2 separate regions of the Homo sapiens genome follow, and region 1 is linked to region 2. Evidence: read pairs that join two places in POLR2A ChIA-PET (ENCODE). Cell type or tissue: endothelial cell of umbilical vein. All regions are shown on one strand. Links, peaks and the distances in the headings refer to the core of each region. The heading gives the core; the rest is flanking DNA. Region 1 overlaps C20orf203 (chromosome 20 open reading frame 203). Region 2 overlaps MAPRE1 (microtubule associated protein RP/EB family member 1).

Region 1 (8,473 bases), core at 1,663-6,662, 160 kb before region 2:
GCACCTGTAATCTCAGCTACTCTGGAGGCTGAGGCAGGAGAATCGATTGAACCCGAGACGGAGTTGCGGTGAGCCAAGATCACGCCACTGCACTCCAGCCTGAGCAACAAAGTGAGACTCTGTCTCAAAAAAATTAACAAACAAATCTCTGTTAAACCTTTGCAATCACCCTGAGATGTTCAACTGAGGGGTCCTTCTCAGTGTGAATGGCTGACAGGAAATCCCAGAATTGCCCCCATCTCAGCAGTCAGGAAGGAACAGCTCTGCCAAGCATGGTGGCTCATGCCTGTAACCCTAACACTTTGGGAAGAGGAGGCAGGAGAATCACTTGAGCCCAGGAGTTCAAGGCCGCACTGAGCTATGATCGCGCCACTGCACTTTAGCTTGGGTGACAGGCGAGACTCTGTCTCTATAAAAAAAAAAAAAAAACAAGAAAGGAACAGCTAGATATATATATATAGATAGATAGATATAAATATAGTTTTTTTTTTTTTTGAGACAGAGTCTCACTCTGTCACTCAGGCTGGAGTACAGCGGCTCAATCTCGGCTCACTGCAACCTCTGCCTCCCAGGTTCAAGTGATTCTCGTGCCTCAGCCTCCTGAGTAGATGGGATTATAGGCGCCCACCACCATGCCCGGCTAATTTTTTGTATTTGTAGTAGAGACGGGGTTTCACCATGTTGGCCAGGGTGGTCTTAAACTCCTGACCTTGTGATCCACCCACCTCGGCCTCCCGAAGTGCTGGGATTATAGGTGCGAGCCCCCGCACCCAGCTAGATTTATATTTTTACGTGGAATTTTAAAAACTACTGAATTCCCTTGGTGGAAATGAGAGTCAAAATAAGAGAATGAGAAAAAAAAAAAAGAATGGCTAAATAAATTATTAATAGAATATTTTACAGTCATTAAATAACTTTAAAGAAAATGTTAATGCTGAGAAAATATTCACCATGTAATGTTGGGGGAAAGCCAGCTACAGAGTATGATTACAATTAAAATGCACACATATATACATATATATATGATCTATATGGAAAAACAAGCCTGGAGAGAAATGTAACAAAATAGCACCATAGTTACCTCCGGGGAGTGGGATGACAGATGATTTTCATTTTCTCCTTTCTACCTTCTTGTAGTTTCCAAATTTTACAATGAGTACAAATTGCATTTATAATTAGACATAAACCAAAAAAGCATGAGTTGGGCTGGGGCTGGATGGCAGGGTAGAGGCTTCACCAGCCCAGGTTCATCCCCTCCACAGCCAGGATGGAGCTGCTTGGGCGCTGGGCTCTGTCCTCACCAGCTGGCCCAGCCAGGCCACAGGAGGCCTAGGACGGCCTGCACCACACTGTCCCCGGAGGGACCAGCCATGGGACACTGCCCTCAAGGAATCCAACCCCTGCCCGGGGCCCTCTGGAGGGTCACTTGTAGGCCATAAATGTCCTGGCTGGGGACACTGGGAAATGAACCACTCAGGGCTGAGAATCAGAACATTCATTATCTGCTGTACGAGAGAAGCCATTTTCTTTGTTCCTTGTTTTTGTTTGGGATGGCTGAGTGCAGCAAGTGGGCTAGGGAGAGCTGGCCTTTGTCACCCTCCCACTGTGGCCCCGCAGGCTCTCAGCCTCCCCATGTGGGAGTGGAGCACCCAGCTGCTCTGGTCTCCCTGGACTTTCTGATCCCAGCGCTCTGGGTTTCTTCTAACCTGGGAGGTGAGGGCCCTGGGTGCTGATCTGCGCCTTAGGGAAGCCAACCAAGTTCACTTAAAAGCAGTGTTGGAAAGGCACTGACAGTGAGATCCAGGCCGGCCTCCTGCCGGGGTCTCCTCATACCCCCACCTCTTTCTCAGCACAGGGTGAGAAGCCAGTGGTCTCCAGCCTGGATCCCCACACAGGTTTCCAGAGAAGGGGCTCCCCGCTTGCCAGAGCCAGCCGTAGAGTTGGGCAAGTTTAAGAACACTGCCCTCACGTCCTTCCAGCCCCAGCCCTGCCACCCCACCTTGGGGTCCTGGAAGCTCCTGCCCTCCTCCTGGGCTATTTTAGCAATCAGGTCACCCGTTGGCTTGCTGTGAGCTTGAGGTCGATGGAAACCCACAGGCCTTTTCTACAGAGCTGGTGGTATCTCCCCCTCCTCTAGATGCAGCCACAGGCAGGCTCCTCAGCGTGAGAAGAGAGGACCAGGCAGTGGCTTGGCAGTCCCCCACAGTGTGGGGCCCCTCCTCTCTCAGGAACTGAGGCCACACGCTGCCACCCACACCATCCCAGCCAGTGGTCCTGCAGATGTGGCTGACAGCAGGGAGGAGAGCCAGTCACAGGGCGTTGGGTGCCTGAGCACCCACACATCCCCACACTGTGCCCCATGGGTGCTGCACACAAGGCCCTCAATCCAGTCTCCACGAGCCCCAGGCAGTGAGTCGATCCTCATTTAGAGCAGAGCTGAGTGATCGGCCAAGGTCACCGTGCTAGTGTGCAGCAGGGCTGAGACAGACTCCGGAGCTGCCCCAGCAAAGCCCAAATCCATTCTGGCTGCACTAGTGTTTACCCAGGACCCCGCCCTTGGTGGCCACTGGGTGTCTGGTCCCTGATCCAAGCTGCCAAGTAAGTTCCCCTGATGGAGCTTGGGGGAGACTTTGTGCCCTGGTTCTACCCACACAGCAGGGTCCCAGGTTCCTAGGACCACGCAAGGCCCAAAGCCCCTCTCTGATGGCCCGTGGGTTCTGCTCAGAGGATTCTGATCACCTACTCCTGTTTGGGCTAAATCCTAAGTAGCAGCAGATGGGGCCCTCTGGCTGAAGGCTGCCCCAGTCTCCAGCTGCAGAATGCGGGACAGTTCCCATCCACCCTCCTCCAGACACCTGACAGGGAGCAGGTGGCCTTTTTGGCCAGCCCCAACCAGGTGCCAGACCAAGAGCAGAGAGCCTGTGCTCAGGAGCCTCCACTCCACCCAGGGAAGAAAGACATAAACACGCACAGGAAAGGGCTTTTGGAGACAGTGCTGGGGAGCCCCAGTGACCAGGCCGGAAACACTGTAGGAGGTGGGAGGGAGATAAGGCCCTGCCCAAGACTGGGAAGAGCAAGGCGCGGTCCAGGAACCAGACAGAAGCTGGTGTGGCTAGAACAGCGCTGCCCAGTGGAAAACAACGCAAACCACAAGTGTGAGCCACACAGGGAATTTGAATTTTTCCAGGAGCCACGACAAAAAGGTTTTTTAAGGCCAGGTGCGGTGGCTCATGCCTGTAATCCCAGCACTTTGGGAGGCCAAGGAGGGTGGATCACGAGGTCAGGAGTTTGAGACCAGCCTGGCCAAGATGGTGAAATCCAGTCTCTACTTAAAAAAAAATTTTTTTTTTAATTAGCCAGAGGCTGAGGCAGGAAAATCGCTTGAACCCGAGAGGCAGAGCTTGCAGTGAGCCCAGATCATGCCACTGCACTCCAGCCTGGGTGACAGAGTGAGACTCCTTCTCAAAACAAACAAACAAACAAAACCACTTTTTTTAAAAGATGAAGTGAAATTAGCCGGGTGTGCTGGCGCATGCCTGTAGTCCCAGCTACTCAGGAGGCTGAGGCAGGAGGATCACTTAAGCCCAGGAGGCAGAGGTTGTAGTGAGCTGAGATCATACCACTGCACTCCAGCCTGAATAACAGGGTGAGACCCTGTCTCAATAAAAAATAAATAAATAAAGTAAAAAAAAAAAAAAAAAAAAAAGATAAAGTTGGTTGAGTGTGGTGGCTCATGTGTAATCTCAGCATTTTGGGAGGCCGAGGCAGGAGGATCTCTTGAGCTCAGGAGTTCAAGACCACCCTGGGCAATGTGGCAAAACCCCATCTCTACAAAAAATACAAAAATTAACCAGGCATAGTGCCACATGCCTATAGTCTCATCTACTCAGGAGGCTGAGGTGGGAGGATCACTTGAGCTCAGGAGGTTGAGGCTGCAGTGAGCCAAGATCGTGCCACTGCACTCCGGCTTGGGCAACAAAGTGAGACTCTGTCTCAAAAAAAAAAAAAAAGTCCAGGCGCAGTGGCTCATACCTGTAATCCCAGCACTTTGGGAGGCTGAGGCGGGCAGATCACTAGGTCAGGAGATCGAGACCATCCTGGCTAACATAGTGAAATCCCATCTCTACTAAAAATACAAAAAATTAGCCAGGTGTGGTGGCATGTGCCTGTAGTCCCAGCTACTCAGGAGGCTGAGGCAGGAGAATTGCTTGAACCCAGGAGGCGGAGGTTGCAGTGAGCCAAGACTGTACCACTGCACTCCAGCCTGGGTGACAGAGCAAGACTCCATCTCAAAAAAAAAAAAAAAAGATGAAATTAATTTTAATTTATATATATATATATATATATATATATAGTTTTGTTTTGTTTTTTAGAGATGGGGTCTTCCTTTGTTGCCCGAACTCCTGGCCTCAAGCAATCCTCCCACCTCGGCCTCTCAAAGTGCTGGGATTACAGGCATGAGCCACCACGTACAATTTGATATATTTTATATAATCCAATGTAACTAAAATATTATCATTTTAATATAATCAATACAAAAATTAATGAGATGATTTACATCCTTTTTTTTGACACTCTGGCTTTGAGATCTGGTGTGTATTTTATAGACTGGCCACATTTCAAGTGCTCAGCAGCCACAGATGGTCAGTGGCCACTGGCTGGGGCTGCACTGGGGCAGAGCACAGTGAGTAAAGGGGAGGAGATATGAGGTAAGGTCGAAGCAGTGGGAAAGGGTCACCTGGGATTTTATTCCAAGAGCTTCGAGGTCGTGGGAGGGCTTTAAGCAGGGGCATCATGTGATCTGACTACTTACTGTCTTTGAAGCTGACTCTGGCTGCTGCCTGGAGGGCTTCGGAGCAGGTGAGATTGGCTGCCCAGTGAGATGCCCAGGTGGGCTGAAGGTGGCCTAGAGCTGCGTTGATGACAGCCACAGAAGAGCTTCAGGGAATACTGACAAGGCTGTGGGCAGGCAGTGAGACAGGGAGGCAGGCCTGGCCGTCTGCTTTTCCTCTCCCTCTCTTTGACCAAAATTCCATCCATGTAACCCTGTTCCTATAGCTGCCTTCCTTCCAGGAAGAGATCTGCGCAGTTGCTACTTAACAAAGCCTAGAAGAACCCAACCAGAATAATTTTGCCAAGGGCTAGAATTGAAATATCTGCCACCTTCTGTAGCTCATAGAATCACTGTATTTCTGAGCAAGAAATCTTTTATTTTTTTAGACAGAGTCTTGCTCTATCACCCAGGCTGGAGTGCAGTGGGGCAATCTCGGCTCACTGCAACCTCCACCTCCCAGGTTCAAGCAATTCTCTTGCCTCAGGCTCTTGAGTAGCCGGGACTACAGGCGCGTGCCACCACACCCAGCTAATTTTTTCTATTTTTAGTAGAGACAGGTTTCACCATGTTAGCCAGGATGGTCTCGATCTCCTGACCTCGTGATCTGCCTGCCTTGGCCTCCAAAAGTGCTGGGATTATAGGCATGAGCCACGGCGCCAGGCCTAGAAATCTTCTAGCCACTCAGTATCATACAGTGATTAGGTGGTCTCTGGGGCTAGCCCGCCTGGAGTGAATCCCTGCTGCCCCTCTAACTAGCTGTGTGACCTTGCACAAAATACTTAATTCTTCTGGACTTCCATGTCTTCATCCGGACACCAGAGCATTAATCATCTGTATCTCTTGGGATGACTGGGAGGGGTAAATGGGTCTGTAAGAGTGGTTACACCAAGGGCACTCCTGTTATCTATTATTGTTGATGTTGCCACTGTTATTAACCTACAAGAACATTGAGCCCCAGGGATAGGAAGGGACCTATCCAATGTTACACAGCAAACCTGAAGCACAGCAGGAAGCAGAATCTAAATTTTTAACTTCTGAGGTGGGGCACGGTGGCTCACATCTGTAATCTCAGCATTTTGGGAGGCCGAGGCGGGTGGATCATTTGAGGTCAGGAGTTTGAGACCTGCCTGGCCAACATGGTGAAACCCCATCTCTACTAAAAATACAAAAATTAGCTGGGCGTGGTGGCGGGTGCCTGCAGTCCCAGCTACTCGGGAGGGTGAGGCAGGAGAATCGCTTGAACCCGGGAGGTGGAGGTTGCAGTGAGCCGAGATTGAGCCACTGCACTCCAGCCTAGGTGACAGAGTGAGACTCTGTCTCAAAAAAAAATAAATAAAAAAATAAAAATAAATTAAAAAAATAGCTGGGTGTGGTGGTGCATGCCTGTAATGCCTGTAATCCCAGCTACTAGGGAGGCTGAGGTAGGAGAATTGCTTGAACTCGGGAGGTTGCAGTGAGCCAAGATCGCCCCACTGTAGTCCAGCCTGGGTGACAGAGTAAGGCTCCGTCTCTAAATAAATAAATAAATGAATAAATGTTTAATTCTGGCTCTTACTCAGAGCTGCCTCTCAACTGAATTTGCTGGTTGTCCCTTCATCCAGACATTGACCATGTTCTTGCCATGTGCTGGTGCCACGTCCACAGCTTGGGGGAGACACTAAGATGGTACAAGACTCATCTCTACAAAATCGAAGTTTTCCAGTTCAGAAGGAAAAGCTCTTTCTCAAACACTCTTGGCCACAGCGGGAGGAAGCCTTAGTGCATGCAGAGAGTCGTGTGCTGGTAACGGGGCAATTAAAACAGTACTGGTTGAAGAACCAGGAGATCCTGGGGTGCCCCAGCCTCTGCCCAACTTGCTCTGTGATGCAGGCAAGGGGCTTGGCCTCTCTGGGACTCAGTGCCCTTGTGTGTGCTGAACTTGTGTTAACTGGGGGCGGACTCTAGGCCCAGACCCTGACTCCAAAGTATGCACAGCCGATTCCCAGGCAGGCTGGGAGGTGTAGCTAGAACTATAGGCATATGCCTCCGAGGACACAGATCCTATGGCCCGAATTTTCCTGGAACACTTCTGGCTGACCTGCTCCCTTCGTAAGAGCCATGTGTGTACTTGATCACACATCCTGGGTTTTAAAATATAATTTGTCACTATAATAAAGTCATGAGAGTCTAGTTCATCCATTTCACAGACCAGTAACATTTCCAAAGAAACTCTGGGGAACCTGCAAAGGACTGAAAGTTGTTATTCTGCCAAGGAAGGCCCTTAGAACCAAACGACAAATGGTGCTGGAAAAACTGGATATCCACATGCGAAAGAATGAAACTGGACCCTTTCCTTACACAACACAAAAATCAACTCAAAATGGATCGAAGACTTAAGACCTGAAACTATAAAACTTACAGAAGAAAATATAGGGGAAAAGTTTCATAGCACTGGCCTTAGTAATAATTTCTTGAATATGGCACCAAAAGCACAGGCAAGAAAAGCAAAAATAGACAAGAGGGACTACATCAACCTAAAAAGCTTCTGCCCAGCAAAGGAAACAAGAGTGAAAGGCAATCTACTGAATGGGAGAAAATATTTGCAAACCATATATGTAATAAGAAGTTAATATCCGGCCGGGCACAGTTGCTTACGCCTGTAATCCCAGCATTTTGGGAGGCTGAGGAGGGTGGATTCACGAGGTCAGGAGATCGAGACCAGCCTGGCCAATGTGCTGAAACCTCGTCTCTACTAAAAAATACAAAACTTAGCTGGGCATGGTGGCGTGTGCCTGTAATCCCATAATCCCAGCTACTCAGGAGGCTGAGGCAGGAGAATCGCTTGAACCCGGGAGTCGGAGGTTGCAATGAGCCGAGATTGAGCCACTGCACTCCAGCCTGGGTAACAACAGTGAAACTGCGTTTCAAAAAATAAATAGGCCGGGCTCGGTGGCTCACGCCTGTAATCCCAGCACTTTGGGAGCCTGAGGCGGGCGGATCACCTGAGGTTGGGAGTTCAAGACCAGCTTGGCCAACATGGTGAAACCTTGTCTCTACTAAATAATACAAAAATTAGCCAGGTGTGGTGGCAGGCACCTGTAATCTCAGCTACCTGGGAGGCTGAGGCAGGGAGAATTGCTTGAACCTGGGAGGTGGAGGTTGCAGTGAGCCGAGATCACGCCACTGCACTCCAGCCTGGGTGACAGAGAAAGACTCCGTCTCAAAAAAAATAAAAATAAATAAAAAATAAACAAATAAATAAAAATAGGCCACGCACAGTGGTTCACACCTGTAATCCCAGCACTTTGGGAAGCCGAGGTGGGCGGATCACGAGGTCAGGAGTTTAAGACCAGCCTGGTCAACATAGTGAAACCCTCTCTCTACTAAAAATATGAAAATTAGCTGAGTGTAGTGGTGGGCACCTGTAATCCCAGCTACTCAGGAGGCTGAGGCAGGAGAATCATTTGAACCCAGGAGGCAGAGGTTGCAGTGAGCCAAGATCTCACCATTGCATTCCAGCCTGGGCGAGACTCCGTCTCAAAAAATAAAAATAAAATAAAAATAAAAATAAAAAATAGGCAAAGGACTTGAATAGGCATCCCTCCAAAGATGACATGCAAGTGGTCAACAAGAACATGAAAAAGTGCTCAACCTCACTGA
Region 2 (5,000 bases), core at 1-5,000:
GGTTCACACCATTCTCCTGCCTCAGTCTCCTGAGTAGCTGGGACTACAGGCGCCTGCCACCACGCCTGGCTAATTTTTTTGTATTTTTTTTAGTGGAGATGGGGTTTCACCGTGTTAGCCAGGATGGTCTTGATCTCCTGACCTCATGATCTGCCTGCCTCGGTCTCCCAACGTGCTGAGATTACAGGTGTGAGCCACCACGCCCGGCCTTTTTTTTTTTTTTTTTTTTTTTTTGAGATGGGGTCTGGCGCTATTGCCCAGGCTGGAGTGCAGTGGTGCAGTCTTGGCTCACTGCAACCTTCGCCTCCCGGGTTCAAGCGATTCTCCTACTTTAGCCTCCAAAGTACCTGGGACTACAGGCGTGCATCACCACACCTGGCTAATTTTTTTGTATTTTTAGTGGAGACGGGGTTTCACCATGAGGTCGAACTCGTGACCTCAAATGATCTGCCTGCCTCAGCCTCCCAAAGTGCTGGGATTACAGGCATGAGCCACCATGCCTGGTTGGAACTATACTTAAATAAAGAGTGTGCTCTGGCCTGCAGGTCCACCATCTTCTGCTCTAGAGACTGCATTCTGAGGCCTGAAGCTCAGCCCCGACTTCTTGGTGTCTATTATTGTGCATCCAGATTGCATGTTTTATTTGAGGACAGTAATTGTATTAACTACTGTCTGCTGTTCTAGTTTTATGTTCATCAGTGGCATTTCTTATTCCCAAGAAGTACAAGATCAAAGTCTAGCAAATATCATTTCAGCCACAATTTTATGGAACTACTGTTTAACAATAATTTGGCAAAGATGTAATGATTTAAAGTCTCGGTGTGGTGGCTCACGCCTATAATCCCAGCACTTTGGGAGGCTGAGGCAGGCAGATCACCTGAGGTCAGGAGTTCAAGACCAGCTTGGCCGACATGGTGAAACCCCGTCTCTACTAAAAGTACAAAAAAATTAGCCGGGGGTGGTGGCAGGCGCCTGTAATCCCAGCTGCTCTGGAGGCTGAGGCAGGAGAAACGCTTGAGCCCGGGAGGTGGAGGTTACAGTGAGCCAAGATCGCACCACTGCACTCCAGCCTGGGTGATAAGAGCGAGACTCCGTCTCAAAAAAATGAAAAATAAGTAGTGATTTAAAAGAAGAACAAAAACATGGTCTCTTTCTATGTATGCTAATCGTATGACGTGGGAAACTAGAAAGAAGAAAACAAAAAAATGCCTTATAATTCCACTATTCAAGCCGGCTACTGTTCACTCACTAATCATGAGCCACTGTGCCTGCCCTGGATCGATCTTAAATTACTGCCATTGCTTGGCCGGGTGTGGTGGCTCGTGCCTGTAATCTCAGCACTTTGGGAGGCCGAGGCGGGTGGATCATGAGGTCAGGAGTTTGAGACCAGCCTGGCCAACATAGTGAAGCCCCGTCTCTGCTAAAAATACAAAAAATTAGCCAGGCTTGGTGGCACGCACCTGTAGTCCAGCTACCCGGGAGGCTGAGGCAGGAGAATCGCTTGAACCTGGGAGGTGGAGGTTGCAGTGAGCCGAGATCATGCCACTGCACTCCAGCCTGGGTGACAGAGCGAGGCTCTGTCTCAAAAAAAAAAAAAATTTATTGCCGTTGCTTATAGGATTTTTTCTTTTTTTTTTTTGAGTTCAGCTTCTGCCCTTCCTTATTTTATAGCTGGGTCCTAGTCTCGGTCTTAGTTTCATTGACTTGTCTTGTTATTTCCTTGGTGAGGTGTATTTAATCTTGGTTTTACGGATGGTCAGATGGAGGCTACGTGTGAAGCTGTACAGTAACACAGTGGTGCCCAAGAGTTGTGTTTATTCAGCATTAATTACTTTGCTGATCATAGACAACAGGCTGTTAGCCTTAGATCTGTGCTGTGTCCCCCCCACCATTTTCTATTAGTTTCCTCATTATTCATTTCCCTATCCCCATTTGTGTGAGGCTTTTAAAGCACTTGTTTGACCTGTGTTCTGTGACTAATGTGAGGATGAGGTCATCCTAGTTTTCACTGGAGCCAGCTTTTTACCAGCAATTCCCTCTAAAATTTACCTTTTTCTGTAAATATATTCCAAAGTCTATTTCACTTAGTTAATTGGAAAATGTGATCTTTAATGTTTAGATAAGTTGTATATGTGCTGATCGGGCTCTAGGTTTATCTCATTCAGGCAGAGAGCTGTTGTAGACAGGACTGGGCATAAAGAGGCTTCAGTCTGCTCTGAGCCATGTGACTTTTGACAAGACCCTTAATGTCTTAGTTCTTCATCTGTGAACTGGGGCAGCGATACCTGGCCCACTTGTTGGCCAGTGTGAGAATCACCTATAATAACAGCTTTCAGATAACTGACTGTGTGCCAGACCCTGGAAATGAGTGCAGGTCATTTGATGGGGGCACATCCTCCTTTTACAGATGAGGAGACTAACCCTGGGGCACAGCTTATGTATTACAGAACCTGGTTTTGAACCAGATCTTTCTGAGCACACAGCCCACATGCATCCTGCTGCATACTTGTTATATCTTTTATAGAAACATTTGGAGGGGATTAAACAAATGTAAATTACAAATGTAAATTACATATAGTTAATTATAGTGATACTGTTTCACTATAAAGTCTGTGAGGTTTGTCAGTTGTTTTTTTTTTCTTTTTGAGACTGGAGGCTGGAGTGCAGTGGCGTGATCTCGGCTCACTGCAACCTCCGCCTCCCAGGTTCAAGCGATTCTCCTGCCTCAGACTCCTGAGGAGCTGGGATTACAGGTGCGTGCCACCTGTAATTTTTGTATTTTTACTAGAGACGGGGTTTCACCGTGGTGGTCAGGCTGGTCTTGAACTCCTGACCTTGTGATCCGCCCACCTCGGCCTCCCAAAGTGCTAGGATTACAGGTGTGAGCCACCGCGCCTGGGTGGTATGTCAGTTTTGTCTCATGTCTGCTACTTTTCCCAAATAAAGTGCTTTTTCTCCCTAGAAAAGGGTAAGTGCAGGACACTTAACTGTGATTTGTAAACAAACTTGTTCATTCATAACTAGTCTTCTTGAAAGCCGTATAAGATGTCTCTTGGAGTATGTAGATGGTTGCATTGTGTTTCACATTGGTGTTTAGAAAATGAGGTCTTGCTTCCAGTATGAGAGCAGACAGGATGAGACACAGACATTGTCTCTCTGAAGAAGGCCCGCTGCCAGGGGTTTGGAGTCAGAGAAAGTGAGGCTCCTCAACTCCTTGTGCTTACTGAGGCCCAAGGAGAATTCCAGGAGCTTTTGATGCTGGTGCCAGATCCTTCCTAACCTCATCTCTGATGAGCAGAGGATCTAGCAGACCAGAGTTCTCCACTAAACACAGCTTTACAAAGTAGGAATACATTTCTTCCTTGAGAGGGCAAAGTGCTGAGGTCCTTTGTTAATCTGCCTGCTGCCTGTGAAGTGGCCAAATTTTGTCAGCAGTGGGCTCTCCTACCCCCAACAGTGAGCTGAGCCTTTGCTTGGCTCTGGTAGAGGGAGATTAGGCAAGGATAACTTTCAGTGAAAGATTTGGCAGGTTGTTTCAAGATTCATTAATACATTCTGTAGTCTCCGTAGTTTGGAGAGCTAGTCATCAAGTATTTTGGAAAGATAGTCATCATGAGGAAAAACCTGGTCAAAGAGAATGATTTTTATGAGAGCTTTTTTTTGTCAGAAAGGGAGTACTGGTTGCTTTTGTGAATTGTTCCTGTGTTGCATTCCATATTCAGGCCCCTCTGCATTTTCTCAAGAGCACAGCTTGGTCCTCTGCACATGTAGAGGGGTCTCACTGAATGTATTCGGCTCTCCCCTTCTCCTCCTTGTCTTCTCCCTCCAGCCTGGCTTCCTTTATGGGTTCCTTCGCAGCAAAGGTGTTGATGTTCCCAGGCAAATGGTAGATTCCTTTCTCCTCAGCTTAATGTGGGGCCCCGACAGCCCTTGAGTTCATGTAAGACAGCTTGGCGATCTTGCTTCTGCTGCACTGCTAATGACATGGTCCTCCTGCTCTGGGAGTGTGTTATCACACCTGTAACCAGGCCTCTCCCAGCTCAGATCTGGTCTGATATTTCTGTTTATGGGATACTTTTGCCCTACCTGTCATTACTTAAAATCTCAGCTTTGTTTTCTCCTCAGGCTAGCTCCCTTTTCCAGGTACTCCATTTGGGGCCATGATTCCATCTTTCTTCCAGTGTCCCAGGCCTGAGAAGCATCTTTTGAGGCTAATTCACAGTTTTATTTGTCTTCTGAAAGAGCTTCTAGATCCAGCCCCTTCTCAGATTGCTCACTGCTGCTGCAGTGGCCTCCTGACTGAACACTAAGTTCCCTCTAAGTTCCCAGCCCCCACCTTCCCTTTTGTTATATTGCATAAGTCTGCAGCCTTTCTGAGGGACTGGTTTTATCAAGTCACATTTCTGATCAAGGAAGTATCTCTTCAAACTTTTTTTTTTTTTTTGAGGCGGAGTCTCGCTCTGTTGCCCAGGCTGGAGATCTCCGCTCACTGCAAGCTCCACCTCCCAGGTTCTCACCATTCTCTGCCTCAGCCTCCCAAGTAGCTGGGACTACAGGCGCCCGCCACCACACCCGGCTAATTTTTTTGTATTTTTAGTAGAGACGGGGTTTCACCGTGTTTGCCAGGATGGTCTCGATCTCCTGACCTCGTGATCCGCCTGCGTCGGCCTCCCAAAGTGCTGGGATTACAGGTGTGAGCCACCGCGCCCAGCCTCTTCAAACATTTTTGCCTAAGTCTTCAAGCACCTCCTTGATTTTTCCCTTGCTTTACATAAAGCAAACCAAAACAGAAGATAGGAAGCTCATTTTCTTCTGATTATGAATAGTTAGGTCTTCATTAAAAAAAATTAAAGGCCAGGTGTGGTAGTTCATGCCTGTAATCCAGCACTTTGGGAGGCCGAAGTGAGAGGATCACCTGAGCCCAGGAATTTGAGATCAGCCTGGGCAACATGACAAAACCTTGTCTCTAAAAAAGAAAAAGAAACATGAAGAGAATCATA

What was found. Peaks named below come from ENCODE experiments on the same cell type or tissue, not always from the same donor. Only the 100,000 strongest peaks of a DNase experiment are listed, where the experiment ranks them.
Region 1: POLR2A ChIA-PET joins it to region 2 with 5 read pairs; 7 of 35 experiments call an interaction of 5 or more read pairs at or near these places.

What each region holds. Positions count from the first base shown.
Region 1 is chr20:32,662,472-32,670,944 of GRCh38, forward strand. The region is part of intron 1 of C20orf203 (chromosome 20 open reading frame 203); the gene reads right to left. Among named protein-coding and RNA genes, the nearest start is that of C20orf203, 7.2 kb to the right of the region's middle. RefSeq lists enhancers at 1,991-2,559, 2,360-2,549, 2,560-3,127, 4,349-4,849 and a silencer at 2,784-3,254. In endothelial cell of umbilical vein, for the core only: a CTCF peak has its summit at 3,128; no DNase peak of the experiment used is centred there.
Region 2 is chr20:32,826,311-32,831,310 of GRCh38, forward strand. The region is part of intron 2 of MAPRE1 (microtubule associated protein RP/EB family member 1); the gene reads left to right. Among named protein-coding and RNA genes, the nearest start is that of MAPRE1, 8.9 kb to the left of the region's middle. In endothelial cell of umbilical vein, for the core only: no CTCF peak of the experiment used is centred there; a DNase peak (open chromatin) is centred at 1,951; H3K27ac peaks cover 924 bases.